Linked DNA regions of Mus musculus: all the other regions are linked to region 1. The links are chromatin loops, found by intact Hi-C in ENCODE. Cell type or tissue: left cerebral cortex. All regions are shown on one strand. Links, peaks and the distances in the headings refer to the core of each region. The heading gives the core; the rest is flanking DNA.

Evidence for each region. Peaks named below come from ENCODE experiments on the same cell type or tissue, not always from the same donor. Only the 100,000 strongest peaks of a DNase experiment are listed, where the experiment ranks them.
Region 2: a loop joins it to region 1, with 2.2 times the contacts of the local background. A loop is called at or near these places in 2 of 42 quality-filtered maps.
Region 3: a loop joins it to region 1, with 2.4 times the contacts of the local background. A loop is called at or near these places in 2 of 42 quality-filtered maps.

Annotation. Positions count from the first base shown.
Region 1 is chr9:85,943,442-85,954,607 of GRCm38, reverse strand. No RefSeq gene overlaps it. Among named protein-coding and RNA genes, the nearest start is that of Tpbg, 110 kb to the right of the region's middle. In left cerebral cortex, for the core only: CTCF peaks have their summits at 3,726 and 5,603; a DNase peak (open chromatin) is centred at 5,944.
Region 2 is chr9:86,415,401-86,426,566 of GRCm38, reverse strand. It overlaps Ube2cbp (ubiquitin-conjugating enzyme E2C binding protein), which reads left to right. Exons shown (of 10, transcript NM_027394.2): 7 at 1,197-1,305; 8 at 3,563-3,726. Among named protein-coding and RNA genes, the nearest start is that of Ube2cbp, 44 kb to the left of the region's middle. In left cerebral cortex, for the core only: no CTCF peak of the experiment used is centred there; DNase peaks (open chromatin) are centred at 6,500, 7,030 and 9,185.
Region 3 is chr9:86,199,093-86,210,258 of GRCm38, reverse strand. No RefSeq gene overlaps it. Among named protein-coding and RNA genes, the nearest start is that of Ube2cbp, 260 kb to the left of the region's middle. In left cerebral cortex, for the core only: no CTCF peak of the experiment used is centred there; DNase peaks (open chromatin) are centred at 5,048 and 6,557; H3K27ac peaks cover 23 bases.

The DNA of each region.
Region 1 (11,166 bases), core at 3,469-8,468:
GGATTCAAAAGGGTTAGGGCTGGTTTCGATCAATCCTGGAGTTAAGCCAGGTAGGACAAAAGGGAAGTGGGAAGGGCCAGGGTGTGGACAGCATCTCTTGGGCAGAGGCAGTAGCATGATTTTTATAAATACATGCAACATTACCATAAAAGATAACATAAACGAAAGTCTTACCCAGATGTGAACCCAGTGAGTTATAGCAAATGTGCAATGGTGCCATCATAGCATGAAGGATGGAGGAACAACCAAATCACTTTCCAATTGGACTTAAGACCCACTGCGTATGATACAACTCATGCTGGGTACCATTAACTTGGACACAATTCATGGTGGCCTACGTTGTAGAGGAGAACCTACTAATATTTTGCTAAATGTATATACAATAAGCTGACTTTTAAATTCTTCTTATTTTCACACTCATAGATTATGGGAAAATTTCAACCCTTATAGAAATAAATGACATGCAGAGACCAAAGATGGCTCAACATGCAGAAATTAAGAGGTTGTGGAGTGTTCAGTTTTTTAAGTGGGACATCTATGTCATAGTCCCTTCTTCCAAGCATTGGAGAAGGGAGTGAGTGGAAGAGTTGTATAAGATTCAGGGATAGTGGACATCATCAAGAAAACAGTATTTGGGGGCATGACAGGATCACTGTACACGTATGAACTTAGAAAAAGGGTGTATGGAAGGGATTAGGGGTGGACTTGCTCAAAACATATTACATCAAAGTAAAAATAATTTTAAAAATGTTATAGGCTGGTGTGAAGTGACTACATGATGGAATTACACACCTGTAATCCCAGCTCTCCAAGGATGGGAGCGAGGAAGAGCAAAGCCAGACAAGAGTTGCACAGTTTGAAAATGTGCTGAACTATTGAGAATGACATGTAAAACAAAAAGTCACAAAAGATGGTTGTGTCATTTGAAATTGAGGTTATTCTCCTTGTCTTTCTAGTATCCCGATTGTATTCACTAAATTATAGCTCAAGTGGACCAGTGTAACATATAACTAAGGCTGCCATCACTTTCATTACTATCAACTCTGAAGACAGTTGAATGGATAATCTGGGTTTGTGTTTTTCCTGTAAAAATGAAATGAATCTACAAAAAAGAAAATTGTGTTTAAATTTTTTCAAAATATAATATTGGGGGGGCGGGGTAGAGAGATGGCTCAAAGGTCAAGGTATTTGTTGCTCTTGTAGTGGACCTAGATCTGATTCCTAGCACCCAGATAGTGACTCATGACCATGCATAACTCCAGTAGCAGAGGATATGACACCTTCTTGACGCCTCTACAGGAATCAGGCATACATGTGGTAAACAGACATACACACGTACCTACATACTACATGAATGAAGTGGAAATTTCTGGTTTCTTTATAGACTCGGTTGTGTCATGTGATCTTTTCCCGGAAACTGTCTTATGGGAGGATGTTTTTGCTGGAGGAGACACATGGCAAAAGAGGTATGTGACGATTTGCTAGAATAGACACTTGATGTTTGGAAAGGGTACAAATATTACCCAACAGACAGTGGACGGAACTTTGTGGTATTGGTTCACCTTGCCACTCTTTGCTGGTCATCATTTGTCATGACTTCATAGAGAGAAATGCCACCAAAGAACTTCTGATCATGTTCCAGCTGCATCTTGGCACTTCCACAGACTCAAGTGGATTGGCAGAGCCTTGTGGGTTTTTTCTGGATCTAACTGCCATTGTTGATTTGTGAATGGTGTTTGCAAGCGGATCAAGCTGCTGCGATTCACGCGAGCTGGACTGTTGATATTCTGACAGATTCCAAAGAACTATCTCTAAACAGGTTCACATCCTCTTTGCCTATTAACCTTTCCTTTCCACTACCTCTAGTGGGTGGTTGGCTAGAAGATAGGTTAAAGCATTTAAATACCCTTATTAAAAGTAGGTTTTGAAAAGTATAAGCCTACACATACATATATACAGACAGACAGATATATAGGCAAACACTTATATATTAAAAACAAGCAAGCAACAAGAACAAAATATAATATGGGAATCTTTGAAGCCAAACCTGGAATATTGAGAATTCACTTCCAGATTTTATGAAAAGTTTCAATTTGGTGACTTGTAGTTAAAAATAAACAGCAGTGACAACAATCCCTTCACAGCTTACCTTTCGGGAGGGGACATTTTTATACGTGAAATAAAACAATGTAAAATGAAACAATATATGATGTTCAGAAGTTATAAAAACTTCATAAAAATGTAATAGTTTTAGGAAAAAAATTAAAATCCTTCTAAACCAGTATTAATGTCTTCCATGATTTTTTTAGATAGGCTTATACATATTGGTACAAAACTTAAGAGATTGTGTATGTTGTTGCAGTTTGATTGTGACATGTTCCCCTTAAGTTCATATATATGAACGCTTGCTCCCTGCATGGTGGCTCTGGGAGGGTTGTAGAACTTTTAGGAGATGACACTGGAGGAAGTAGGTTACTTTGGGCAGACATTGAGGGCTTTGAGGTTGACCTCACTTCCTGTTCTAGCTCTGCTTTCTGTATCTGCTGGCCTTTGGGTTCTGCCAACAAGCCTTCCCTGTCATGGTGGAATGGTCCCCTCAAACTATAAGCCAGAGTAAACCGCTTACTCAGCAAATTGCTTTTATTGGGGTATTCTGTCACAGCAATAAGATATAAAGCTAAAACTTGTATTAATTAACAGCAGCAGCAACAACAAGAACGAAATGATTTCCTAAGAAACTATAAGCTTGTTGGGCAGCTAGATGTGTTCTATAAGTAGACCTAGCCATACATTTTGTGAATAGTAGATGCTAAAAATAATAGTATATTTCCATTTTTAAATGAGTACATTTTCATTATAGAAAAATCTGTAATGTTAAGAAGTGAGCCTAAGTTAGAAACAGTTAATATAACCTCAAATGAAATAACTTATAATAACTTCAGTATTTCCCTTTTTGGTCTGTATATACGTGTTCATATGTGGAGCTCGTGTATGTGTGCATATAGAGGCTCATGGTTGATGTATCTTCCTCAATTTCACTTCATCTTATAAAACAGCCGCAGCTCTCACTGAATCCGGAAGCCACCAACTTAGCAAGTTCAGCTGTTCAGCTTGCTCTGTCGATCACCTGTCTGTATCTTAGCATATCTGTAGGTACAGGGGACTAAACTCCAGTTACCACATTTGTATGAAAAATACTTCATTTACTGAGCCATTTCCCCAGCCTCCGAGTCTTTTCTTATAAAGCTACTCTGAAGATAGTAATCACCACAAAAGTATAACTACCAATATGTATAGGATTTCTATATGAAAATGTATACATTTATAAAAATGTATATTCTTTCCCCCAATGTTATATGATTATAATTTTTAAAATATAGTTATTAATGATTTTGAAACATTTCATCTATAGTTTACATTTCTGAATTTAGATAGTTCTTGCTTTATTCTACATAAATAATGTGATACCTCATAACTTAAAGGATAAATAATTTTCATGTTCAGGACTATTTTTTATTATACATGTCATAAAAGTTAGAATTCCATAGGATAGGACTTTTTCAGGATCATATTTTAAAGTTTATTTTATTTTCATTTATATGTATGACTGTTTTGCCTACATGAATGTATGTGCACTATCACATATGCAGTGCCCCCAGAGTCCAGAAGAGGGGGTCAGATATCCCGGAACTGGAGATCTAAGTGATTATGATCTACCCAACACAAGTGCTAGCAAACAAATGTGAGCTGTCTGCAAGACCAACAACTGCTTTTAGCCACTGGAGCATCTCTCCAGCCTCCCTGGTCTTGATTCTTTTTCATGTTCTACTTTTTCAAAAGGCTTACACAGATCCAAACTGCCAGTGGCAATGTGTGAAGTAGTCATTTCACTGTGGTGGGTTAGCACATCTAATGGGTACTGCAGGAATCCCATGAGGAAGGGGGGGGGGGGGAGGTAGTTTGTGTGCTACTATTAATTTACTTGAGATAAAGAGATTAAGTACTTTTTCATGTTGGTTCAAAATTAATTGTGTAGCTATTATTTTATCTTAGATTTTTGTTAGTCTGTTAATTCACCTAAAATATTTCTTGATCTATATGAATAATATATAACAGAAATTGTTCTCTGAACTGGTAGCACAATAGAGAACAAACAAGACAAAAGTTACTGACTCGGGAGCCACAATTTCAGGAGCCCAAAGTCAAGAGCCAGTAATTACTACCACCCAGGTTAGTCTGTAACGCGAACTGAAGTTCATGTTGCATATTCTGTGAAATATTTATTTGTAAAAGCCAGTAATTTTCTGTAGTAGTCAGTAAAAAAAAATGATATTGTTCTAGTTTGTTGCTTATTTTTAAGATTTGGTTGACTTTTAAAAACTGACACATTAAATATTAAACATTTTTTTCTAATTCAATTGGGATGGTTTTCTACTTTAACTTAGAAATATGTATTTAGAAATTCTCAGAGCTTTGTTAGATATTTCTTTCCTTTCCATACTTACAACAAACTTTGACCTGTTGAAATAATCTGAACTCTATTTTATGGTGTAATATAAAGTGAAACTTCATTATTTATCACCCAAGAGGTATCAGCCAGGATTAACCTTTTGGTTAGGAAGATGAACCAAGAGATTGAACATCTTCCATATTGATAATTGTTAATGAAATAAAGCTTTTAAAGTATCAATATCCTGGAAGTCATCCAGTAAAGACCAACCATACTAGTTTGGATGAAAGAATCACAGGTAACATATTTCATGAGCGTATGTGGTATGTTAGTTACCAAGGTTGCCTAATTTTACCTATGTGTATCATACATACTGGACACACCACATAAGCACACACTTTTAAACTCTAGAAGCAGAAATATCCATTTTATATCTGAATTCAGATTTTTGTTTAAAAAATTGAGATTATACTTTAGTTACATTCCCCCCCCCCAAAAAAAAACCCTTCCATATACACCTCCCTTATCTCCTTTTAATTCACTTTTTCAGATTCTATTGCAAGTTTTGTCCCTAGGTGTATGATACTCTCTTTAAAGTCTTTTTTAGTCTCTTCAAATGGTCACCCAACAAATATTTTAACACTGACAGATGTGTTTATTTATGTGTACTGTGAAGTGTAAAAAAACAAACAAGCAAACATGTTTCTTATCACATCTTGTAGGAAGGCAAGCTGAGCTGTAGAAAACATTTGTGAGAAATTAGCTGAAAAGGTGAGAAGTGTTTGCCTATATTCTGCTGGCTTGCCCTGTCTGCACTGCTAATGAATAGCACAGAGGAGTGGCACCTGTAGTCTTGGACCAGACCAGGAAATGTACCTAAGCCTGCTGAATTGGGAGATCTCCTCCAGGTGAAGACTACCAATGAAACTTAGGGACTAAGGAAGATTCACTCAACCCATATACTAAGGCAGACGCGTGTGGGTCACGTGAGTGTGGAGAACAAAGGAATGATGTACAAACAAAACAGATGTAGCAGACCCCACAACTAGAAGGGACTCGTGTATTGAATAGTCCAGCAAACAGGAAGGAATGATCCACAGCTATCAACAGGAACATGGTTGACTAACTGCAGTACCCACTTTCGCCTGCTGCCAGCATTGCACAATGGGCTCAGAGATGCTTAGAACTAGCTTTCAGCCTGGCTCCCAAGGCTAGCTCCACCTTCCAGCTTTCCATTGTTTAAGTATTGAATTACAGCTGGCAGGAGTTTCTCGCTAGTTTGGAACATTCTTGAACTAACCCGTAGTTTTCAAAGCAAAGACTTTGAAGAGTCTGACGCCTTCATTAGGGCGCAGGCTGCTGTGGCTGAACTCCGCTGCCTCAGACTGAGATCAACTCTACATCGTGATGAGATTGTGTGAGTAAGTGAGTCTATTAGCTAGGTTCTCCATGGAAACAGATGGGAGTGGCACAGACGGAAACAAGGGTGGGAGTCGGAGAGAGACTTATTTTAAGATTTTGGTTCACAGTTTGAGTGTTTGGCAAGTCCGACATCTGTGGGTGTCCCGGCATCCTGGAGGCCCAGGCTAGTGCAGTTGTTCTGGCTCAGAGGCAGGCTGGGTCTGGGACTACTTTAAAGATGGTTTTGTTTTGTTTTGTTTTGTTTTGTTTTGTTTTCTTTTCTTTTCTTTTCTTTTCTTTTCTTTTCTTTTCTTTTCTTTTCTATTGAGGCTGTTTACTGATGGGGAGAGGCCCCATCACAGTAGAGAGGGTAGTCTGCTTACCAAAGTGTGGTGGTTTAACAAGATCTGGACACTCAATTCCAGACAAGTTGACATAGACCATTTACCATCCCAAAGAAGAATGAGGCCTAAGGGTGACCGACATTGGGGTTTACATATGGCCTGTATAAAAAGATCTCTCGGGACAAAAGCTGTGTCTAGAATCGAGACAGAGGTGCTATTCTCCCTTTCTCTAGTTCCAGTTGACTCCTACCCCTGAGACTTTCCAAACTCAAGCCAACACTATGGTGGCCATGCTTAAGGACATTTCTAGGGTTGAAGTGTCCTTGGGTGGGCTCATCCACAGCCACACACATACTGCAACTTTTAGGAACAAGGCAGGTTTGAAATAGCTGGCTACTAATAAGGGTTTGGGTTTCAAGCTTGGAACTCTGGATGTTGTTATGAAAAGGACTGGGCTGCTTTAGAAATAGCCTGTGTTAGGATTAGAAAAGAACCAACCACAATTGTTGCTCCAGCTCCAGGACCTGGTGAATCCTCTAACCATGTTTGATTGCCATGGATTGTTTCTCTCAATTTTAAGAAAGAAAAACCAAGATCATACAACTTAAAAAAAAAAAAAACCCTCTTATGAGGATTTGAAGCTTAATGCATAAAGAAAGGTCAGATTGTCAGTCTAGAATCCAAGAATTCGAATTTCATACAGATTTTATAACATCTGTCTTTGCCACAGAAAGCACTGATGGCTTAGCTCGTGAAGTACTAAGAAGAAAGGTTTTCTGATGCTCACAATAGCTTCACGTCAACATTCTGATCCTTGTCTGTGAAATCAACTTGGATCCCAACCATGTTATGTATTAAAGTGTATTGCCACTTTAATAGTTGGGATCAGAAATCACCACTGATTATTATAAGAAAAAGAGGCCACAAGAAACAATCAGTGAAATTATTTAAATACCTTTGTTCCGGGGAAAGGTTTTCAGGGTTCATAAATGGTTTGTGATAAAATTTTGTTTCTTGTTTCTATAAAAGGGCTCATATCAAAGAAGAAACATATTTTTAGGAGAAATGACCTACGTAGAAAGCAGAAACTAAATGTGCTGAATTTCCTATCTGCTTCTGAGGCACGATGGCTATTGTATTTTGCTGCAATAGAAGTCCTTTCTCCTTCCACACTGCCCAAATGACAGTTCTCTGGGTCATAGGCTCCCTAACATAGTCTGAGACCCAGAGCCCCCAAAGGAAGGCTGCAAATGCCTACCTAACCTCCCATCATGTATGCAAATCCCACACAGACTAATTGCCACTTAGGAAGTTAGTTGGCTGTTCTTAGCATTTCTGACCAGTTTTTATCAACTGAGCACACTTTGGTATTCATGTTTGGTAGAAGTGAGAGGAATTAGACTTCTTCATGACCTAAACCAGTCCTGGTCTGAGCTGGAAGGTCCTCGCAAGTTACTAACCATGTCCCCTCCCCCCTTTCATTCTGTAAACACTCACTCTAAACAACTCTAGGCCTGTCCTCCAATCCGTCAATTTTAATATTTTAAGAATTTAGTTCCTCATTTCTTAGATACCATGTAACAGTTTCTGCCTCTTCTCCTTGAAGATACCATGATTGAAATGTGGTTTTCAAAATATCAGATTTAATTATCATACATTTGATTTTGGTCAGTAAAACTGTGCAATGCAGATATATGTATGTGTGTGTTTGCGCGCGCGTGTGTGTGTATGAATATAGACTATATTGCCTATGAAAGGTTTGTTGTCCAATGAATGAGGAGTCTACTTTAATAACTTAAGGGCTGTGTTTTTCTTCTCATCAAGTATTATCTTATCTTTGTCTTTTTTGTCCTTTGAGCCATCATGATTTCACAGTGGTTATTGCTGTGGCCACGAATGGTTTGTATGTGATCACCTTCATAGCCAAGGACTTTATTATATGAGAGGATTCTGAGGGCAGCAGTGCCTTGGATCCCTCTTCTCCTCTCTTTTCTATGCACACGAAGGACTCTCAGCTTCCCATTATGAGATGAAGCAACATGAGGCCTGGCAAGTACCAGCTCCATGATCTTTGACTTCCCAGCCTCCAAAACCCTGAACCAAACAGAACCTTTGTTCCTTACAAATCACCTGGCTTTAGGCATTTTGTTATCAGGACTGAAAGCAGTTGACAATTACATATAAAATTAGTGAAATAATTATCTTGTGGAACCTGCATGATCTATTATGATATTGACATCAAATGATAACAATGTGTCTTTTGTGAAGAAATTCTTTACTTCACAAGTAACTATAAACAAGATTTAGTATACTGTTTAATATAAAGACACAAAGTATAAAGGACCAAGATGATTGTTAAAGTTTATTTAACTAGAGCAATGATATTCATGGTTGTAATTTACAAAATAAAGTTACAAACAATTGTAGAGTGAAAATACTTTGATACCCTGAAGGATAAATATTTTTGCATGAGTATGTACAAATGTGCCTATGTATGTTCATGGGGAGGAAGTAGGGTTGTGCCTGCCTGTGTATGAGCATGCATGGAAAGACCAAGTCAACCTTGATGTTCTTCCCTGTAAGCCATACACCTTGTTTGAGGGCTAGGATGTCTCACCAGCTTGAGCATGACGATTTGATAGCTTGGATACCCAGTGAACCTGAAGGATATTTTTGTTTTCATTTCCCTGGACTTTTATGTGGCCTACTGAGGATTGAGTTTGAGGTCTCATGTTTCCAGAGCAAGTACTTCACTGACTGAGCTCTTTTCACTGCTATGAGAGTGGAGACATTTGAAGGAAAGGCAGATCGTCTGCGAAGAGTGTAGCCAGGTGCCTTACCCTTGACTATCTTCTGCAAATGCTTTGAGGCATTGTCCACTAAGCTTTCTAAAAGACCATCTTTGTATATATGTGTGTGCACATGCTTGCATGAGTATCTGTGTACCACATGCACGCAGGAGACTCTGGAGGCCAGAACCTCTTCTGAACCCCTGGGACTGAAGTTACAGGTGGTGGTGAACTACCATGTGGATGCTGGTACCTGAACCCCAATATGCTGCTAAAGCCGTAAATGCTCTTCACCACCAAGCCATCTCTCCAGCTCCTCCATTTTTAAGCATTAAAAAACAAAGAGTAGACATGGAGGGATCCATGGCTCCTACCGCATATGTAGCAGAGGATGGCCTTGTCGGACATCAATGGGAGGAGAGGCCCTTGGTCCTGTGAAGGCTCAATGCCCCAGTGAAGAGAAATGCCAGGGCGAGGAGGTAAGAGTAGATAGGTGGTAATGGAATAGGGGATTTCCAGAGGAGAAACCAGAAAAGGGGATGACATTTGAAATGTAAGTAAAATATCCAAAAACAAAACCAAAAAAAAAAAAAAACATAAAAACTATGACTACTTTAGAATGCTAATGCTCATTTCTCCTTGTCTTTACTAGATAATAACATTTTAGCTTATTACCGTAGTAAGATTGTTGCATCATGCAGAGCATTTTCCTATAGTATTTTCATACATTTTGTGTGTGCAGATGTTAATACAGACTTGTGTCTCTCTCATTCTTGGAACCAAATGTTGAGTTGGACATGTACAATGTGGTTAGTAATTGCAGAGTGATTTTTATTCACCTTTTAATCTTTCAACACCATTGACAGACACTAGAAGCAACCACTACATGGGGAAAGACATGTGCTGGCCCATTTATCTGAGAACTACTAGATTATAATGTCGAGTCCTGTCCTGTTCAAGTCATAAGCACATCACACTAATAAGTACAGAGTTGCTGGCATGGAAACGATCCTATTTGTTGCTGGGTTATGTCATTTAATTTTTTTTATATTGAACTTTAAGTATTTCCTAGATTATCTGAAACAATGCTTGTTAAAAAACGGGGGGGGGGGGGGGAATGGTGACCAATTGTTTTGTCCTCAGACACATTCAAGAATGCTATCCTGTTCAGAGCCAACAAAAGTTGAACATGTTTTAACAAGTAAGATGAACAGATGTGGCAGGCTTTTTCTTCAGAAAATTGTGTAGTCCCACAAGCTCCTAAGAGCCTTGACAAAACAGACTTCACCATCTGCCACCGCTGATACCTGAACAGGACATTCAGACGAGTTCCAGAAGCCTATGTGAGTCCAAAGCTACACTGACAATCTCAGCTTCTTCAGCTCCTGGGATGTGATGCAGAACCACTTGCTTGCTTCGTGGCCACATGAGGTCATTTCTTTCCTGGTAAGGTTGAATGTGAATATGTGCTTACCAGCTAAAAACATCCACCAAACCAAGCCAGTCAAGATTCCAGCATAGATGAGGGGGCTTCTGTACAGGTTCTACCATTAACTAAAGACCTTGGTCAGTTAATAGGTTCTGGGGGAGGGAGAAACATTCTTTTATGAAGGTGTTCCCACTGGTAGTTTTTCTATTCTTCAGTGGACAGCCCCACACTCCTGCTTTTGTGGGCATCACTGATTGAATTTAATGGATTGTCATTGTGTAGGGGTACGGCTGAGAGATAGCTCAACAGTTAAGAATACATAGAACCCATATCAAGTGATTCACATCCACCTGTAACATCATTTCCAGGGGACCCAATGCCTCTGGCCTCCTTGGGCACTTGAACACACACACACACACACACAGTCATACACTTAGAAAAATTGTTTAAATAAAGTAGAGTAAGGAACATGTTGGGATGATATGGGAGGAGCTGGAGGAAGAAAATGAGGGTAGATATGATCATGTTTCATTGTGTATACATATGAAATTCTTAAGAATAAAATTATAATAAAATACTTGCTATAAAAAAGCAAAAAAATGAATATGCATAAATATTCCAGTCCCATGGATGGGAAATCGTACTGTCTCACACACTCACATTTTTCCTTAGTTTGCCAAAGTTCTGTGAGGAGCGGGTGCTGCCCGAGGAGGGGCCGCTGCCCCAAGATGATGCCCAGGACGGCTGCCAGGT
Region 2 (11,166 bases), core at 4,190-9,189, 470 kb before region 1:
TTGATGGAGGAGGGCCTAGGCTATCGGGTGTGGGTGGTACCATCCCTTAGCTGGTGCTCCTGGGTTCTACAAGAAATCAGGCCAAGCAAACAGAAAGCAGTGCCCCTCCATGGCCTTTGTATCAGCTCCTGACTTACTTGATGATGAACTGTGCTATGAACGTGCTCACCAAATATACCCTTTCCTCCCCTAGAGGCGTTGGTCATGGTGTTTTATCACAGCAAGAGTAACTCTCACTTGGTCAGTGAGGGACTGTAAAGTGGAAGCTAAATAAGCCTTCCTCATTTTCTGTTTTTTGGTCATGGTGTTTATCACATTACCAGAAAGCAAATTAGTACACGTGTGCTAACTATCGATATCCAAAAGTTATGACATTCTGAATATAGACTGAATTTTATCCTCCTACATGTGATTGGATTTTATACCTTAGAAATGCCACTCAAGGCAGCTTAAATGAAAACAATTGTCATTGATTCTGTCTTTGGGAGGAAATTTCTCACCTTAGTTATTTCCTGTCTACGTGCTATTCAGTGTGAATGAATGTTAAGTTGTCAGTGAGTTTTAATTCAACAGATAGGGTGTGTACCAATGACGTGTCTTGTTGCTGTAACAAAAATAACTAACACCTGTGACTTAGGAAGAGGTTACTTCAGCTCACAGCTCAAGAGCAGAGTGCTTTATGGCAGGGAAGTGATGGTGGCAGGACCTCAAGACAGCTGGTGACACTGTACACAGTTCAGGAAGTGGGGGTGACAAATGCTGGTACTCAGCTTGCTTTCTCTTCTTATTCAGTCCAGGACCCTGGAGCATGGACTGGTGCCATCCAGAGTAAAGATGGGTCTTTTCATCTTAGTTATTCTAATACAGATAATCCCTCATAGACACGACCAGAAGTTTGTCTCCCAGTTTATTCTACATCTTGTCAAGTTGTTGGTCAATATTAACTATCACAGGGGAATAGTTATGTATGGGATGGAAAATATATTAATGATAGCAGGGTGAATTTTAAGGAGACTGGTACAAACACAAATACATTGTAATATTCCAAAATGCACATTAAGGAAGACTTTAAAGGAACAGACGGTGGTCAGAAAGGCCTGGCACACAATACTAGTGTCTGTGAGTCCTTCTGCCTTATCTTGTTGGTTAGGATCATGGGATTGTCACATGGTGATGATTGCTTTCTGTTACAACAGGTCTCAGTTCCTTCAGAGCATTATTGCCCAGTGCCTGGTGGAGCTCTCCTCTGCTAGAAGTACTTTCAGATTCACGATTCAAGGTCAGGATGGCAAAGTGTACATCTTGGTAAGGAAGCGTTTTCATCCGTTTTATGGCCTTGTAATCCAGAGTCTCAGAAATTCTGCTAGTTCACATCATTCTATTTTCTTACCTCTCAAGTCTGGAAATTAAATGACCATAGAACGGTTTAATATCAGTTAACCCATGAATCAAGCTTACTTCATTTAGTACCATATAACTGGGTGCCCGTGCATCCTAGGTTCTTTAGGGGTGCAGTCAGAAAGAAACCCCAATATTTGTTCTTTAGAAGCTCATACTAAAAATGATGTGAGGTGTTTTTGTTTGTTTGTTTGTTGTTTTTTGTTGTTTTTTGTTTTTTATTTTTCGCTCTTGGTAATGGCTCTTCTGAAGGTGTCACATCTCTGTAGCATTCTCATGTCTCTTTGTATTTGTTACTTCTTGCATTAAAACGTTATGTAACTCCTGCTTCAGACTGCCTCTGACAGCTTGGCATTTGAGAAATTGTAGCAGGTTTGGAAGAAGATGCTGGCTTTGGTGCATCTACACTCTCCATGTCCTGCAGGCTCCAGAGTCATCCCACCTCTGTTTAGAATGATGCTCTGCACAAGGAAATTTTGCTTTCCTTGGAAACCCAAACAGCCTGGACCATACCTTCTTCTGCATCTCTTTTCTTCAACTAGTTAATCCATACAGAGTGCTTTACTAGGTGATCAGCGTTGAATTAGAATGTCTTTAGGATATTCACAGAGTAATAGCCAATGGATAGTGGTATTGTAGTTTGAAATTATTGTTTGTTTGTTTCCTTTATGTGTGCACGTGTGTGTGAGCACACACGTAGTTGGAGACCATGGGTCGATGTATAGATCTTCCTCAACTGCTCCTCCCCTCCTCCTCCTTTTTTTTTTTTTTTTTTTTTTTGAGATAGTCTCTCACCAAGCCTGAAGCTCAGCTAATTCTATTGAAGTTGCCAGTGAGCCCCAGGAATCCACCTGTCTCTGCCTGAGAGCTACATGCTGCCAGCCCCAGGTTTTCACATGGGCTCTGGGGATCAAACTTGGGTGCTCAGCCTTGCATATCAAACAATTCATGGCTTGAACCGTGTTCCTAGCCTTAGTTTTCTTGTCCTGGGTGATTTTCTAGGTGAAATATCATTTTTCAGTTTTCTTACATTAACGTTTTGTTTTTCTTATTTTGGTAGGATATATTTTTGAAATATGTTTAGACAATATGATGAACCTAAAGTGCTTTCCCCCTATCCTGTCCACTTCTCAAGCCTCATTCTGTCATGTTTTCCAAAGGCCATCATTGTAACAGTCTTATATAGATATACGTAGATCATGTATTTTCTGTCCATATACAACCATTTCTAAGAATTCTCACAGGTGTTTATTAGTGGAAAAAATGAAACAGTCTTACATGGTTAGCAAGTCTTACATGGTTAGCAAGTCTTACATGGTTAGCGTTTCAGTAAGAGTTTTAGTAACAGTGAGGATTGTTTCTTGTTGGTATAAATGTAGGTTGGATTCTATTCTTTAATGATTACAATGCTACTGTGTGGCTACTAAAGGCAGTGCTACAAGAAAATAATCACTGCACATGAATTTTTTACTTCTTTAGAAGAGGACTTTATAGCTTAATATGGTATTAGAATATGTATATTTTAAGTTCAGATATCTACCCCCTACATAAAAGTTGTACTCACTTGTCTCTTCTGGTGGACATTCTTGTGGCCCACACAGTCCATTGATCAGGCCGGTTCACCCACTCCCAGCTGCTAACTGTTGAATGCCTGTGGCTTACAGTTCTCCCTTCTGCAGAGACTTGACCCTGAACGACAGGCTTTGCCTTGCCTTGCTCTGGAAGTTCTACTACTGTTAGCGCCTTGCTCTGTCTGTTGAGTGTCCTAGAAACCCATCAATGTACCTTCCTCCACATTAGTCACGTGGACATTTTTATTGTTCTCTTTCTGCTCTTTGCCTGTCTTTGCTTACATTGTTTGACCCCTCACTGATGTCTGGGAGCTCCAAATATTTCAGATTAATTATAGCATTGCCATTTATATAGATGCCTTTTTCCTAATCATTTAAAAAAAATTATATCGTTACTCTCCCAAATACTACATAAAGTAAAATAAGAGTAAAATTTAAAAGTGTACCTTGCTTATACATTATCTACCTATGTTTTCCTGTTGCTTCCTGTGTTTTTTGTTTGTTTGTTTATTTGTTTGTTTTTGAGGTGATGGTATACAATATAGATGGAATAGCAATATTCTCCTCTGTGAACTTCTCTTCCCATCCTTTAGCTCTGGGTTTTGAACTCAGACAGTTTGGTGATCGAACCTCTGAGAAGTTCCAGTTGTAGCAGGAAGTTCCCGCTGTTGGAAAGTTCCTTGGAAGCTGGCTCTGGCTCTGCCTGGAATGCCATCAAAGTCCTCTACCAGCCCTGTATCAAAAGCAGGAATAAAGAGTAAGTTGTGCTTTTGGTTTTCTGTTCCACGTTGCATTTCAGCTGCGATCACCATGTGGGCACCAGGAATTCAATGTTAGTTAAATGCTACTTGATGCTGTTAGGAGTCACATTGCTAAATAATATGCTTTGCAAGTAGATCGAGTTATTATGGGTGATTCCCACCAATATGTAGTGAACTTGCTTTTCCTGTAAATAATTCGCCTTTTTATTACAATCTCAGCTGTCAGTACATATGGCTGTGGTGCTAAGTCAGGCTGCAACAACTGTGAGCTCTGTCGCTCTGTCTGAAGTTCTTTGCAGGCTCTCAGGATACAGCAGTGAGTGATGAATCCATGCCTTGCAACTGCCTCAGTAACATGAGGAAGCAGACAAAAACAAAACCATATAAAACATTAGAAGATTTTTATGATTTCTGTGCATGCCTGAGCTTCTAGCTCACTTAAGGCTAAAGCAGCTTTGCGGAGTAGGTGCTATTCCGATCAGAATTCCAGGATGTAGCAGATAAAGGAGAGAGAAGTGAGTAAATGAGGTAGATGGCAGGTTGTAGGTCTGTCCTGAAAAACAAGAAGGTTCTTCAGTTAAGATGGCGGTAAATGGAAATGTGGAGAAAGTGAAGCAGAAACCTAAGTCTGAGGATTGACAGTCCACAAAGCAGGAGACATCAAGTATTCTAGCTGGACAGTTGGAGGTTTATCCTTGTTCTCCCTGATGAGCTTGATCAGATGTGGGCTAGGAACAGAAAGATCCCAGGTTTTTTTTTTATTTTCTTTCTGGGTAGTAAATAAGACAGTTTTTAGAATCAGTGCTATGTTTTAATTGTCCAAGCAGCACAGATCATATAAGATTCAAATGAACTGAAAGTTGAATATGTATAAACTATGAAACTTATCTCCCTCTCCATGAGTAAGATATAAGATTCAAATGAACTGAAAGTTGGATATGTATAAACTATGAAAGTTATCTCCCTCTCCATGAGTAAGATATAAGATTCAAATGAACTGAAAGTTGAATATGTATAAACTATGAAACATCTCCCTCTCCATGAGTAAAAGCAGTATTGATGTTCAGTCCCTGCTTGTATTCATCTTGCGTGGACATGGTTTGGAGGATATGAATAAGTCTTTCACACTTAACGTGAATAAAACCCTTTCATAGAAAGGTCTTCCATGTCAGGGTATCGGATTGTATGAAAAAGATAAGGTAAATGATGAAACCATTTTTTTTTTTCTCATGGGTGGATATTTGCATTCTTGCTTTTGTTGTTATAATTTATGTAGCACTCTACACTATTGCGGGTTGTTTTCTGGTTATGTGTACTTTGTTTTTAATAAGAAGGGTTTAAAGAGGTGCAGTTGTTGACTCAATATGTTTGCACAGTTAACAGTTTTCAATGGATAATCCAATTCTTTTGTGGAATGGCACTGCAAAATTATATTCTGACCTAGAGTTTTCTGTCTTGCCCATTTCCATAATTTTATCAGGACTGACATTTAGATTTTTGCCCACATGATACCATCTAAACACTAAAGGCTCAATAGATCGTCCTTATGCCACAGTGCATGAGTGGAAATCAGAGGCAACCTCTGGGAGTCAGTTCTCTTCCTCCATATGTCCTGGCGATTGAATTCAGGCTCTCAGGCTTAGCAGCAAGTCAACTTATTCACTGGGCTCTCTCACCAACCCTGAAAATGCACTAGGATAATCTCCTTGGTTGTCTAGAATTGCATATTAGTGTATTGGAATGGGAAATTGTACATAAAATTTTGTCATGTCATGCCTCCTCCGAAGGATATGATACCCTCCTTAAAGCTTCCTGTTTTCTCAGTTTACTTTTGCTTTCAATGTTAGCTTTTACTTTCTTCCTTCCTTCCTTCCTTCCTTCCTTCCTTCCTTCCTTCCTTCCTTCCTTCCTTCCTTCCTTCCTCCCTCCCTCCCTCCCTCCCTCCCTTCCTTCCTCTCTCTCTCTCTCTCTCTCTCTCTCTCTCTCTCTCTCTCTTTCTTTCTTTGAGAAGAGAATGTGAGTTTGGTACCTCTTTTCATGGCTTTTCTCTTCCCAAATGTTTGAAGGTTTGATTAAAATCCCTGTCTAAGATTGAGCCCTCTTGTAGCCAGGCCTACCTCTCTGTTCTGCCTTCCTGGCTTGGGAAAGAGCTCAAAGCAGTCTTTATACATAGCCTGCCTGCCTGTGGATCAGAGAGAGAAAAGGAAGAAGGATAGGCCAGCTGCTGGTTTATTTTTCATTTTTCTGTTTGATGGTTTTGTTTTGTTTTGTTTTGTTTTGTTTTGTTTTGTTTGTTTGTTTGTTTGTTTGTTTGCCTTAGACAGGGTCTCTCAAAGCCAAGGCTGACTTGGAACTCAGGTTCTCGCCTATTCCTCCTGAATGCTGAGTTTACAGCATGCACTACCACACCCAGCTCAGTTTTCTTTTGATTAGTTTTGAGTACTAAGGACTGGGTCAGTTACATAGATAAATTTTATATTCCTTATATGAAGCATCTTTATACTGCCTTTATTGTGGACCTTAGAAGAATGTAGAGAGCTTTTCCTGTTACTGTACTCACTCTTTGTTTTAAATCTTTGTGTGTGTGTGTCTGTGAGAGTATGCCATTGGCACATGCGTAAAAGAGGATAGCCTTGGGTATCTAGTCTCACCACACTACTCCTTCTTTGAGGCAGGGTCTCTGCTTGTCTTGCCATTGTATATGCCAGACCAGCTGGCCATTGAGCTCCTCGCAGTTTCTTAACCCTGCTCTTGTCTTGCGGTAGGAGCTCTGAGATTATAGATGCACACTATCATACCCAGTGTTTTCTGAATCTGGTGACCTGAAGTGCAGAGGGACTTTATCAACCAAGTCACTCATTCTTAAATGCTTGGGAAGCATAAATAAATAAATAAATAAATAAATAAATAAATAATCACTGACTATTTTTATTTGAGTTTTGCTGTGTTTGGTTAGAAAGGAAAAAAACTGCTTTCAGATGCTTGGGGGAGAGTTCATGTCTAATAAGTGACTTTGATTCATTACTTTATCTCTTGTATGATATGATTTTTTTTTATTGTGCCTTTCCCCTTTTTGACCGTGTTTCCCCCAAGGCTCTGAGTCATCTATTTTCTGTCATTTGAGGACATTAGTGCCTTTCTTTGCAGGGCATAACGGAGCAAACTGTAAACTCTCTGGCACATTCGTGACACATGGGGTGGTACATTAACTATTTTAGTACCATTGCCTTTTTCTAGTGAAAGTGTGGCTGGCCAGATGGTAGTCTAAAAGAGGAAAACAGCAAATGTAACTATGGCTTTATTTCCTTGAGCACTCATAAAAAGAAAGGAAAAACTGTCATGCAATATTTTTAGAATCTTCGTTCTTTCTAGCAACATTGCGCTCACCATTTTGAAGAATTTTTTTTTTGTGCCTTCCCTTCTTGCTCCAACCAGCATTTACATAGGTGGGCGAGCACCAACTTTTTTGATTGTTAATTTATTTTATTGAGTTTTGTTCCTACTAGCCCATGTTTTATACTAGCAGAATAATGTCTTTCATGATTTACGTTCTTTAGCTTGCGTATCAGAGCTTAGCTCCTATGTACTATTTAACTTCGGACAGAACCTCTGTCGTTTGATCCTACCATTTTGTCAAACCACCCACAGCTTCATATTCACTAGTCTGGGGTTAATTTTGCCCACAGTGGATATTTGACAATGTCTGGAAACAGGCTTGGTTTTTGCAACTTGAAGGAGTGTGCCATCTACTAAATTGTTAGAGAGTTCTCTTAGACACCCTGGAATATTGGGGAGTACCACCTATAACAAAGAATTATCTGGTCCCATATATTAGTATGCCAAAGATGAGACCCTGTTAGAAATGTCTCTCAAAATCAGGCTACTTCTACCATCTCCTTTCGTGTGTGATAGCCCGAAGTTTTCTTGAAATCAGCATATACAATCAATTCTACTGTGATATGAACCAAAATCTTTGTAATATCACAGGCTAACTTTGTTAAGCCGAGTAAACGGTAGAATATAAGCAAATTTTCGTTGTTATTATACTTCTCCTTTTCCTGTAAAGGAAATGATCTTTACAGTAACATGTCGGGAAGTGTGACTGCAGGGCCCCTTGGTTGTTCTGCCTTTGAGCATCCTCTGTATTGTGTCCCAGAGAAGTCCTAGCGGCTTGTTTTTATTTGCTTATCTGTTGATTTTCCTTGTTTCTCTCCTTTTGGTTTAGTTGTTTTATGTGTTTATTTGTGTGGGGGTGTGTGGCTTTAGGAGAAGTCACTGTAATACTAGCCAACCTAAAGAACATGAGGAGAGAGCTCACGGCAACTTCGATGAGCGTTATCTGAGGAGAGTGATTGCCCAAGTCTCCCTGCTGCTCCTGTGATAAAACCATGAGCAAAAGGCAACCTGGGGAAGCAGGGATTTATTTCAGCTTACAAGTAGCAACCCCTCATCCAGGGAAGCTGAAGATAGGAACCTGGAGGCAGGTACCGAAGCAGAGACCTTGGAAGAACACCATTTGCTGGCCTGCTCCCCAAGGCTTGCTCAGCCTGCTTTCTTACACAATCCAAGACCTAGGTTGGTACCACCCACAGTGAGCTGATCCCTCCCACATCAATCATTAATCAATAAAATGCCCCATGTAGACTTGACCACAGGCCAATCTGGTTGGGGCATTTTTGCAATTGATGTAATACCTTCCTAGTTTGTGTTGAGTTGACAAACCCTTGCCAGCATAGGAACCCTGAGCATCAGGTCAAATGCTCTGGTCACTTGTAGGCCATCATCAGAAAAGCATGTGTTCAACTCCCTGCTCTAGTTCCTCACTGGGTTGTTGGATATTTTGGTTAAGTTGAAGCTGTCTGTGCTCTGTGTGTTCTGGCTTAATCTATTCTCGGGTTTGTGACTTTTAATTTCTCTCCCATTCTTTAGCAGCCTATTTACTCTGTTAATTATGTCTTTTGATGTACAAAAAGTTTAAATTTGGCAAAGCATGTCCTATTCATCTATTTTGCCTTCATGTTGATACCTATGTGGGAGTGTCCTGTGAGCAAAGTCACTCAACTGTGTTTCTTTTTCATTTTGTACCCTGAGATGGTGAAGACCAGCAGCATTGCTTCAAATACTTTGGAGATATGCTGGTTGGTTTGGGCTCAGTTTAGAGGAATGTACTCTTTTGACAGATAAGAAAAATAGAGCAAACAGTGTTAATTTATGGCAATTTTATATCCAACAGAATACTCCAAGGCCTATTATTCAATAATTATATATCCCTGTAAGCCATTTATGTGAGCTGATTTGAATGCTGTGTGAATATGATGGTGTGGATGCCTGGGGTCCTAAAGAGAGCTATTTCAAACCATCTCCAGGAAGTGTCCATTTCCACTCTCATGTAGAAACTACAAGAACATTGCTGCCACATTCCAGGAGACATTGACCTTGTAAAGCAGAGCAAACTCAAGCATTGGGCGTGAACGCCTACCTCATAATTTCACATAGGAGGAAACTGGGGACGAGAAATAAGTTCAGCTTGTAACTGACAGCCAAGATTAGGGCTCCAAACTGAGCACTTCTTCCTTGCACTACATCTTCTCTCACTATGGAATTTAGAAGATGTGAAAATGGGCTATAAATGTATATTTCATTTGAAAAAAGTTCCTTTAGTCTTAGAAGGTTGATGTTAGCACTCTATGCTTCCCAAATGTACCACGTATTGTCCTCTATCCAGTGCACATTTGTGTATCTTAACGTGTTACACTGGTAGCAGCAACTTCTGGGTTAAATGTTCATATTTGATGTTTCAGATCAGAACTTAGTGATAACAAATACAGATTTTGTTTTTTTGTGGGTTTGATTTTGGAAATCCAGTTTCTTTAATTCTTAGAACAGAAACCATCAGAGGTAAATTAATCTAGCAGTTCAATGAAGTGGTCTGGCACCTATTGAAAAATACAAAACTTCCTTAAAATCACTTCCACACATTTGTCTGCTGTTTGTGTATTTTTACCCAAATTTTCTTGTACAGGAGGCAATTTCTTATTATTGAAGACATTTATCACATATTTCATTTGTGATTAGGAAATTCCCTCCTTAGACTGTGTGTGTATAATAGCCTAAACTACAGCTTATTTCATTTGGAATTCCTACATGATCCAGGAATAATTTGAAATCACTAAGGAACAGAACAGGAATAAGACCATGGCATATAAGAGAAGTGATTCTCACTTTCTTATGAAAGGTATGCTGTGGGAAAGGAAGAAAGAGCTGTGTGTAAGTGAGATTGTGCTTTTACTGTTTGATCGTTCACCACCAAGGACAAATGCAGACAGCAGAGCATTGGGCTCATTGGTCTTTGTGATGGTTTGTATATGTTTGGCCCAGGGAGTCACCTGGGCCATCTCCTATTTGGAGGTGTGGCCTTGTTGGAGTAGGTATGTTACTGTGGGCATGGGCTTTAAGATCCTACTTCTAGCTGCCTGGAAGTCAGTATTCTGCTAGCAGCCTTCAGATGAAGACAGAACTCTCAGCTCTTCCTGCACCATGCCTGCCTGAATGCTGTCATGTTCCTGCCTTGATAATGGACTGAACCTCTGAACCTGTAAGCCAGCCCCAATTAAATGTTGTCCTTATAAGAGTTGCCTTGGTCATGGTGTCTGTTCACAGCAGTAAAACCCTAACCAAGACAGGCTTAAGTTTCATTATCTCATTCCAGGGTAGTGTGTTACTAACAAATGTTCGGAATTTGACAGGGATTGCTCCTCCTAATTACTTACTGAAACTTAGCTGAGGCTTAGGAGAAAGCTTTTAATTAGATGTCTTCAGTTCCCTAACTATTATTTTAGAAAATACCACTGATTTTTGATGGAAAGCGATCTCTTTTGGAAATATATTAAATTTCAGTCCCTTAGTGGAGTTTTAGCAGTCACTCAAATGTGTGCTTCCAGTTAAACTGTCTTCATTTTCCATGAGTTTTGAAATCCTGTTTGGTAAAGAAATGAGTTTCACATATGTGTTGTAATGGCTGTAAAGAAAAGGGTGAAGAATACATTGGGCCTGCCCAATTTTGATTTGACTTTGTCATGAAAACTAGCTAGAATATTCCTGGATAGTGATCAATTCATCTTGGACATTAGGGTTGAATATCTGAGCTGTGGCATCTACTGTCCATAGCATTTGGGGATTATGTTTTCATCCTGCTACTGCAAGAGCTCTCTAAGTGCTGGCAGCTCTGATAAAGCCCCAGTAAGGTGGACAGTTTGTTGTTGGCATTCTTCTTATTAGTCCTGGTTGATGTTGTAATATTCCTTCTGGGAGCAAGTGCCCCTTTTAGGGACTACAGTGGTGCTTCAGGTGCAAAGCCTCTATGTGTACCATTGTGTTTGAAGGACATGTTCTGTAGTTCTCTACATAGCCCCAGCCAGATCCTGATCTGTTGGAAA
Region 3 (11,166 bases), core at 2,447-7,446, 260 kb before region 1:
TGCCGATGCCTGTTTATTTTGCTTTAGAAGTTATTTTCCAATGGGTAGCCAATATTCAATGTAGAGCCAGATACATAATGTATCTTGATGTACTATGAAGTTTTATTTAGAGACAGTAAAAGTATCCAAATCATAAGAAAAATGATCTGTCATGAAAAACAATAGCTGTCTTTTCTCTGAACTCCTGATTCCATTTTCCAAAGGAAAAATTAGTCTCACTTTTAACCACTTTTCTTTTTCTTTGCACTTCCCTTTGTAATCTAAATAAAATATTACGGTGCCTGATTTATTATGCACAATCTGAATGATTCCCTTTGAATTCTTAATGTTAAAGGTAAAGAATTTAGAACTTATTGCATTCTGTGCCACAACCACAATTCCCTCTATTTCCTGCTTCAAAAATGTTTTGGGGGTGGGGAGATGGCTCAGTGGCCAAGAGCCCTTGATAAGGCAGGGTTCTCTAAGGGACAGGGCAGATAGTATATATATATATTCACACACACATAATACACACACACACACACACACACACACACACACACACACACACACACACATATACTAGACTGGCTCACTGGATGAGGTCTATGTAACCCATCAATGGCTGTCTCATGATGGAAAGGCAGAAAGTCCAATAGCTATTCAGTTCACGAGGCTGGATATCTCAGTTCAATTGAGTGCTGGAGTCCTGTAGCACTCTTGGAGAGCAGCTGGTCTTCAGTCTAGGCTAGAATGTTGAAGAAGTTGGACTTAAGGTCAGTCTAAGCAGCAGGACTGATGAACTTCCAGAGAGAATGAGGGCAAGCAAGAAAAAAAAATCAAAGCTTCCTTCCTCCAAGTCTCTTTATGTAGGCTTTCGTCGGAAGGTATGGTCCAGATATAGGATGTGTCTTCCTTCTTTAAACTCTCTGGTTGCAAAACTCATGGGTTTTATTTGATTCCAGATGAGGTCAAGTGGACAACCATGATTGGCCATCACAGGAAGCAGGAAGACCAGAGTTCAAATCAGCAATACCTACATGAAAAGCTTGTCCTGGCCATGCACACAGCTGTAATCCAAGCACAGTGCTGGAGGTTACTGGCTGCCAGCCTGGCTCCAGGTTCAGTGAGAGACCCTGTCTCAGAAGAGTGAGGCAGGCAGTGATGGAGCTGGCCCCTAGCATCTTCCTCTGGTCCACATGCCCGTGCACATGATTGCATATACCACACACAAACATATTTTTATGATCAAAGTTAATAATTAGTAACAATATGATCTTGAATTATGATTCAGTATTTCTGTGTATATCTGCAGATGGAGTCTATAGTTTTGAAGCCAAATAAAAACATTTATAATATTAAGTATTTTTTTTTATTGCCAAAATCAGATTTTTTTTCTGAAACAAAGGACTTTAATACTGCTTGAAATTTAAGTGCTGGGAGGAATTGCAGCTTCAGATTTCTGTTCTCCTTGTAGGCGATGCTTGGTTGCCATGGTTCCTTCTAATTCACGTCATATCCCTCTTCACATTCCGTTACTGCTTTTCTGAAAACATTTCAGGGAAGTAATTTTCACATGAGATGAACACATGGAAACTTTCTGAATCCATACATAGTTAAAAATATCTCAATTCTTACGTTGATTGTTTAGCAGGTATGCAACTCTGAGATGAGGGTTCCAATTCCTTGGCTAGAGTGCTGGAACTCTGTGTTCTGGTGTGCAGAGCTGTTGATGCACCGTGCCTGGTGTTCCTGCTTCACAGTAGATAGATGTGAGTCTTTGGAAATGTATTTTTAGCACAGTTAGCATGAGTTCCATCAAGTTGTGGTTGCTGAGTTCTTTTGAAAAAGTCAAACAGCTCTGCAAGGCTTATTAAACACTTTGCTATCCCTCCCTCCCTTCCTCTCCTCCCTCCCTCCCTCCCTCCCTCCCTCCCTCCCTCCCTCCCTCCCTGCCTCCGTTCCTCCCTCCCTCCCATTAGTATGTTAGGCATTACCTACTGATCTTTATCACTTCTCTAAGCAAAATTTTGTTCCTCCATTCAAACAATGTATAAATTTAACTGTCATTTTGGGTAACTGTCATTTTATGGTTAAGACTGCAAATATGAAATATGCTTATTTACTCAAAATGACAGTTAAAAATTTGAGACATGGTGTCATTTTAGTCCTAATAGCTTCAAGCTGCCTACGTAGACCATACTGGCCTTAAACTCAAAGAAACCCACCTGCCTCTGCTTCTTCAGTGCTGGATTTAAAGGTATTTGTCACTTAGTCGAGCCAAGAAATTTTTTAAAAAGATATTCTTGGACAGTGAGATTGTTTTGTAGGTAAAGGCTTGCCATCAAGCCTAATGGTGTGAGTCCTGGAATCCACATAGTGAAAGGAGATAGCCAATTTCCACAAGTCATCCCTTGACCTCCAGACACGTGAGCTGCATGCACACCTCCACACATGTCTTCTCCCTAGCAATTTCCTATGTTGTGATTATCTGGACTTTTAGTTCTGGATGACTATAGCAGTTATGTATGTGGCATTATTCATAGCATTATATGTCATATCTTAGATGAAATGCCAGAAGCAATCCTGAGCAAAAAGAATCCTGGAGGGAGTGTTATTTGAGACTTAAAAATATATTATAGAGCTATATTAATAAAAACAGTATGATGTTGGCATAAAAATAGTAAACCAATGGAATAAAGTGGGAGACCCAAACATGAGTACTTATATTTACAGTCACCCAATATTTGACAAAGAAGCAAAAGACATACACTGAAGAAAAGGCAGTATCTTCAGCAAATATTGCTGGGCAAACAGGATGCCCACATAGAGAAAAAAATTAGATCCAAGTGAATCAGAGCCTTGAAACACTAAAATTGATAGGAAAAAAATACAGGCAGTAACCTACATGGTATAGGTTTTGGAGAGGACTTCCTGAATAGGACTCCACTGACCAAGTAATTAATGCCAACAATTGACCATACACACACACACACATACACACACACACACACACACCACACACACACACACACACACACACACACACACACACACACAAACAAACACATGCACGCACACACAGATGTGCATATACACTTATACTTTAAAGGAGTTAAGACACTTGGGTTGTCAATGCTCTCAAAAACCACTATAAACAAACAACGACTCAAGTAACAGGCACGCAGGTACGAGAAACCTTTTAAATGACTGGTTATGGTAGTCCAAGTGACTCTCAAAGCAAGTAATAACAATGTAGCCAGGGGTTGCCTCTTAGGGCCTGAGGGTGGGTTCCTATTGCTGATTCTGTTCAAGTCATATGAGTTGAATGACTTGAACAGAATCTGACCTGAAAGCCTCTTTCCAGTGGTCTAATTTCATGGCTCCAGAACATGCAGTGACAACTGCCAAGGGAAGGAAGCAATTGAACAGTCTTCTCAGCTGCGACATCTATAAACCATCACATTTCCAGTACGGCAAGTTATGCTAAAAGATCATCTTTGTAGTAATGGCAACCAAATGTCTGTGGCAACCAATAGTTGTCCAATTGGACTTAAGGTCTACTTAACAGGAGGGAAATCATGCCTGCTACTAGAAACCTAACCAGCTTCCTAGGGTTAGTGAAGGTATGAACCTTTGAAGAAGAATCTGTCAACTTACTAGACTAATATAATGCTTTACTGCATTCTAGATCTTATCTTTATACCCCATAGATAAGCTATCACCCCTCATGAAGGAAGCTTGTCTGTACAGCAAATGGAGACCATTACAGAAAACCACCATGGGACACAGATCAACAGATCATGAAACTAAAAGCTCCCCACAAAGGTGTCAGGCAATTTCACAGAAGGCTTCTCTTCCCAGCATCTACCCACCTTCACCTCAGATTAAGTTATGTGGGGGGTGGGGCCTTGTAAATCCTGCAACTTCCTGAGTGCTTGAGTCCTGTCAGTTTCCCAAGCTTCCTGAGTCTTGTAAGTTTCCTTAGCTTCTGGAGTCATACAAGCCTCCTCTGCTTCCTCCAGGGGGAAGGCTTCAATCCAGAGGAAATAGATGCACCTTAAAGGATCCGCTATCAGAGTCTAATTCCTATTTCTTCAGTCAGAATCAGGTTGTCTTTCTCCACGAAACATTTGGGACTTTTGTCAGTTTTAAAGTCAGTCATTATAACTCTGGAAATTGCAAGGGACCAACTTGGCTCAGCTGTTCAGCACTCAGTTTCATATTAATTACTTTGATGAATGTTCCAGGTCTCATCTCTGTTTTTTATATTAGTTGACCTAGATCTTGGAGTTGCATTGGGAAATATGGTTTTGAAATTCTGTTTCCTTTTCTTTGTAGTTGCCCATCTGGTCTTTGTTCCTGTGGACTTTCTACTGATTTGTTGTTGTGGTTGTTTTTAGAGACAGGGTTTCTTTGTGTATCCTCGGCTGTCCTGGAACTCACTTTGTAGACCTGACTGTCCTTGAATTCATATTTACCTGCCTCTGTCTCCTGAGTGCTGAGATTTAAAGTGTGCACCATCACTCCCCAGCAAATTTTTTTCCTTATGGGGAGTGTAGTAGTTTTATTTAAAACAACCTAATGACTTTCCCACCACACTAGTCAGTCACAGAAAAGGAGCAAGAGTAGTTGATACAAATACTTGGTATTTAATCTTGTATCTTTCATGCCTTAAAAAAAGTGGCGATCAATTTGAGAGGAAGTTGGTGGTGAGGGGACTGGTAGGGTATGGAAGAAAGGATGGGGAAGGGAAAAGGGATATAGTTATATTTTAATTAAAAAGATCCCTAAATGGTTCAACTACAGTCAAAATATAATCTATGACCATTGGCAGGGAAACAGTATTTTGTCTGTGTGCTGCATTAAATTACACTATTTTTTTAATTGTTTTAATTTGCTTGTATTTCAGTGGTTTACAGTTTTCCCATTTTGTGACTAATCCCACAACAGCATGGATATCTGTGAAACTCAGCCACCCATTCAGACCAGAACATTGGCACTTTCCAGTCTTCAACCAGAAGGCTGAGCAGCAGGCTCTGTTTTTAAGTTAGCTTTCTCAGTGTCTCCTAGACCCACACATTCTGTTTCTCTCTGGTTCACGACTAGCAAAACATGATCCTTTCAGGATTTTTTTTTTCTTGCATCTCTCCAAGAGCAAACACAGAGTCTAGGATTAAATAAATCTCTCCAGTTTGAGCGTTCGGATGTAAAGGGCACAGATGATCAGAGTAAATCAAACTTAGGCTGACATGACTTTATTAGATTAGAAACCACTCATTGATTTGCAAGGGACCATTTGCAAGAGATTGAAGCAAGCTGTGCCAGTGGAGAATATAGCCTACGTAGGGAAGAGTACAGCTTGGACAGAATTAACACTTGCCTTTGAAAATAAGGCTTGCATGCTGGGGAGATGGCTCGGTCAGGAAAATGTTGGCTGTACAAACCTGAGGACCAAAGTCCAACCCCCAACACTATGTAAAAAGCTTGTAATCTCAGTATTGGAAAAGCAGAGACAAGTGGATCCCTAGGACTTGGTGGCCATATAGCTTAGGCTAATTGGAAAGCTAGCTTATGCTAATCAGAAAACCCTAGGTCCCAGGGAGAGACTCGGTTTCAAAAAACAAGGTGTACAGTTGTGCCAATACATTTTAATGGGTAAAAGTGCTTGCCACAAGAACCTCATGATTTGGGTTTGACCCCAAGTATCCATGTGTTTATGGAAGGAGAGAAGTGACTCCATAGTGTTGTCTTCTAATCTCCACACATCAGCTATATAGCACACATGCAACTCTTGCTCCCAAATAAATAAATAAAAAGCTACAGCAACACCCCCAAAACAATGTCTCTTGAGAAATTACACTTGAAGCTGACTTCTGGCTAAAACACACATGTGCATGTCTACCCACTTTCACATGCATACATGCATCCTTCCATGAACACACACACACACACACACACACACACACACACGCACATAGTCATACACAAAATACATTTCTCCTGGAAATTAACTTATGAATGAGAATAACACTACTATTATTTTATAGAAGAGCTGCAGTTGCAAAGTTCTGTGTAGTTGTTTCCACTTCATGGTTATGATGTTTTCCTTGTTATGTGTGGTGCTGTGGGAAATGCTTGACATGACCATTTTGTCTCCTTCCAACCGGACTGAAAGTCCTTTTGCTTTCAGAAATGCACTAGTCTTATCTAACTTTGTAGAGTACATTTCTGCAAGCAAAGATGCCACTGACAGTCACTCTGAAGAGAAATACAAATAGCTTCTGGAAGGCTATTATCTAGAGCCTTAAAACTATGGTTCTAGCCAGAAGTTCCGTACAAAGGAAGATGGTTTCACATCTGTAATTACGAAGGTGTATATATAGCCCCCAAGTTAAAGCACAGTACTTTCTTTATTCCTTCCGCTTGGGAGAGCGAAGTAAACTTGACACCAGGGCAAGACCTTGTCTATGATACTCCAATGTCATTATGCCTGCTCTGCCCGATTTAGAATCCGATGAGTTGTAGCTCTCTGCACAGTCTGTGGGAAGATGTCTGAAATGAGGTGTTAACCACAAGACGGATTTAGACCTTCAGAGTTTTGTAGCCCTCTTTGTCTTTGCTTCAGTTCAGAGGCACCTGGTGAGATTTCCACATATACCCTTTGCAGTAAAGCTAAAGACTGTCAGGCTGGCTAACAGTTTCCACTTTGAGCTTTAGTAATTTACCAAAACAAGATCCCAAGGATGCGAGTGAGGTAAGCTTGTGGGTACCAGCTTGGTTGTGACTTCTCAGTAGTTATAAACAAGTCTACCATTACCAAAGTCTCTGTTGGTATCTAATGTTGATGAAAGAGCCAGCTGGACAGCCATGGGGCTAGAATAGGTTATTATTAACAGATGTCCTGTCCTGAAATGGAAAGGCTTATGCGACCCTTTCACTAGGAAGTTCTCCAACCACCCTAGGGGATTTCTGGGAACTGTGTGTGGCTTGTAAAGAAGGTGCATCATGAGGGAGAGAGGAAGCTGCCTGAGACCGTTCTCAGCCCATGCACCCCCATCACTGCCTATTCACAATCTTCACTGTTCTTATAGAAGCTCTGCTTTAATATAAAACTTCCCCTTAGCAACGACTGCTCTCTAAAAAACAAAACAAAACAACCCTGTCCATGCTAGCTAGTTTTATATTAATTTGACACAGGCTAAAGTCATTTTGGAAAAGAAATCCTTAATTGACAAAATGTCCCCACCAGATCAGCCCGTGGGCAAACCTGTAGGACATTTTCTTGGTTAATAACTGATATGGGAGGATCCAGCTCATTGTGGGCAGTGACATCTCTGGGCTGGTGGTCCTGAGTACTATAAGAAAACAGGCTGAGCAAGCCATGAAGAGCAAGTCAGTAAGCAGTACTCCTCCATAGCCTCTGCTCTAGTTCCTGCCTCCAGGTTCCTGCCCTGGCTTTCCTTCATGATGAATTTGAAAGCTGTGAAGTGAAATTAATCCTTACCTTCCCAAGTTGATTTTGGTCATGGTGTTTTATCACAGCCAAGAAACCCTAACTAAGACACCGTTGTTGTGTTGTTGTATGCTGATACTTTCCAAACATCTGTGATTCTTAACTTTCAGGAATGAGATCTTCTAGAGGAGGGATCACTTTGATGTTAGGAAGCTCACATCTTTCCAGACTGTGGCTCTGAGGATTTGGGATGGGCAACAAGGGACCATAAGCTGTGTGTACTTACCTTCAAGGACTGAACATGTTTAGCTTCAGGTAGAATGAGTATTTGGCCTACACACTCTTTGGCCTCCTCAAGGCATTGCATTTGTGCAAATGCTCACATATACTCATACTTTTAAAACATCTAAAATTTTTCAGATTAAGCTACCGTTACAGAACTCTAATAATGTGAATAGACTAGTGGTTTTCATCCTTCCTAATTTTGCAACCCTTTAATACAGTTCCTCATGTTGTGGTGACCCCAACCATAAAATTATTTTGTTGTTATTTTTTATAATTGTAGCTTTGCTATTATCATGAATCATATTATAAATATTTGATATGCAGGATATCTGATATGCATCCCCCAAAGGGGTCTCAGTTCATAGGTTGAGAGCCACTGCTCTAGGCTATGGGCTGAGCCTTTTGTGGGGCAAGATATACAGGGTCTCACTATGTGTTCCCTGGCTGTCCTGGTACTCTCTGTGTAGAACAGGATGGTCTTGAACTCACAGATATTTTCCAGCCTCTGCCTCCCAAGTTCTGGATGGAATTAAAGACTTGCATCACCATATCCAGTATATGCCTTGAACCTTTATGCATGCCATACTATCCAGTCCTTATAACACTTTGATATATATATATATATAATTATATATAATATACCGTATATGATTATCTCCAGTTTATAACTAGTAAACAAGCCTATGGGAATGAATGTTATATGTATAATACATAGTTTGTAAGTTGTAGAGCCAGGATGCAAATACAGCTGCTATATGGTTTTATTATGATGTGATTTAGGTAGCAGACTCAAGACTCTGAGAGCTTGTACATTATAATCTTCTATACCATAACACTATTTGTAATTAAAGCCATATTATTATAGGGAGAAAATATTACTCTGGGTGAAGTGGCCCAGTGATCCTGTGCAGGTGACATTGCATTCTCAGGGTGACAACAAGATAAGTCAGGATATAGAACACCCTACTTTAAGAACTCATGGGGGTTCTAAAAGAGAGGAGGGTCCACTTGATTAAGTTCTAAGGTAACAGCTATCCAAACAAAACGCAGAAAACCCCTTATACATCAAACATATTGTTCCAAATCATGGTGCTTTCTCAGCACTGTTTAGTATTACTGTGTGGGCTTTTTTGTTGTTGTCTAAAAAATGTATCCTTATTTTGTATTTATAAAGCATTAAGCACAAGCTGGCTGGCTTGTTAAATATAGGAGCTACTGCAACTATTTCTTTAAAGAAGCAAAAACACTGAATCAGCAGCCATGAATTTGGCAAAGCTGGAGTCACATGCAGACAGCACTTGCTTTCTCTCTTCTCCCATGAAGGGGAATGGCCTCTGGAATGTCCCCCTGAAAGTCACTGCAGGTTTTTCCATTCCTAACCTATCAGTGCTTTTCTTTCTTTTCTCTTTCCCTTTCTTTCCTTCTTTCCTTCTTTCCTTCTTTCCTTCTTTCCTCCTTTCCTCCCTTCCTCCCTTCCTCCCTTCCTCCCTTCCTCCCTTCCTCCCTTCCTCCCTTCCTCCCTTCCTCCCTTCCTCCCTTCCTCCCTCCCTCCCTCCCTCCCTCCCTCCCTCCCTCTCTCTCTCTCTCTCTCTCTCTCTCTCTCTCTCTCTCCCTTTCTTTCTTTCTTTCTTTCTTTCTTTCTTTCTTTCTTTCTTTCTTTCTTTCTTGTTTTTTTTTGAGACAGGGTTTCTCTGTGTAGCCCTGGCTGTCCTGGATCTCACTTTGTAGACCAGGCTGGAATCGAACTCAGAAATCTGCCTGCCTCTGCCCCCCAAGTGCTGGGATTAAATGTGTGTACCATCGCACACCATGATTTTCTTAAATAATTTTACACTATTGAATAAATATATACAGATTTATACAACTGATAGTTTGTATATATTTAAGTAATATTTATGGATAAAATAAATATTATGTGTAATTTATGTGTTTAAAGCTGTGAGCTAGCCACTGTCGAATGAGGAGAATGATGTCAGCTTTTAGTGAGGAGAGCCAGAAAGAAAGTGAATCTTATAGTAGAATTGTTCTCTGTTGCTAAGGAACACGTTTCTTGGGTTGTGTGGACAGATTAAAAAGAGTAATGGGCTGGGGGAGTGTGGTAAAAAGTGTTCAGGGAGTTGAAGTCCTGGATCCAACACCTTGCTCTGGTTCTTGCTAATGGGATGTAAATACACATCCACTACTTGGGCTCCCAGGCGGATGTGTGGCAAGGATCCATACAATGGCTTTGAAAACCAGAAAGTGTTAGTGCCGGTAGAGCATTGTCTTTTAAGAAAAGAAAGAGGATGAGGATGGTGGGAAGTAGGGGAGAGAACTGGAGAAGACAGACAGACAGACAGACAGACAGACAGACAGAAGGAAGAAAAAGAGGATTGCAGGGTAGTGCTCGTCTGTTGCCATGTCCTCCACTCAAACGCAAGTGGGTCTTTGGTATAGGCCATCTAGGTGTTGGTCATGCTCATGTATCAAGGGCCCACAGCAAGGGCTGCCGGGTTAATAAGCCTGTGCATAAGTATTTGCGTGAGTTTTGATAGTCGCTCTCAGTGCATCTGGGCAGTTGACCTCTTGGGAAGAGGATGCCTACCTCCTTCAGGTACCTGGATTCTTCCCTGCTGTACCCAACCTGTCAGGCTTATAAAAAAAAGATGCCATCTACTTCCCAAGAACACAGAAGCATTAATAAGACGTTTGGAGAAAGGAACTATCCAGAAGGCTCTTACTTGCACAAGAATTGTGTTCACCGGAGTCCATTGTAGAAGACAAAGGCTTCTAACCATCTGTTTCCAGAAACTTCATGCCTGGTACAGTATGGCCTACCACAATCAGGATATGTTTTCTAATGCCTTGAGTTTTTATATGATCTTTGAAATTCCAGAATAACGTGCATTAGCTTGAATTTGACCACTTGAACAAAACGTTCTGCACATCCCCGTGCATTACAACACTATACTTTCTTCTGATCTGCTGAGGTGGTCTTTGCTCTTCTACACCTTAGTGGCTGTATGTATATATCCGAGTGCTTTCACTGGCCCATTTCTTACTCTCAAGAAGAACATTCTTGGGTCGCCATCTTGGTCCGGGACCCGCCGAACTTAGGAAATTAGTCTGAACAGGTGAGAGGGTGCGCCAGAGAACCTGACAGCTTCTGGAACAGGCAGAAGCACAGAGGCGCTGAGGCAGCACCCTGTGTGGGCCGGGGACAGCCGGCCACCTTCCGGACCGGAGGACAGGTGCCCACCCGGCTGGGGAGGCGGCCTAAGCCACAGCAGCAGCGGTCGCCATCTTGGTCCCGGGACTCCAAGGAACTTAGGAATTTAGTCTGCTTAGGTGAGAGTCTGTACCACCTGGGAACTGCCAAAGCAACACAGTGTCTGAGAAAGGTCCTGTTTTGGGCCTTCTTCTTCGGCCAGGAGGAGGTCCAAATACAAGATATCTGCGCACCTTCC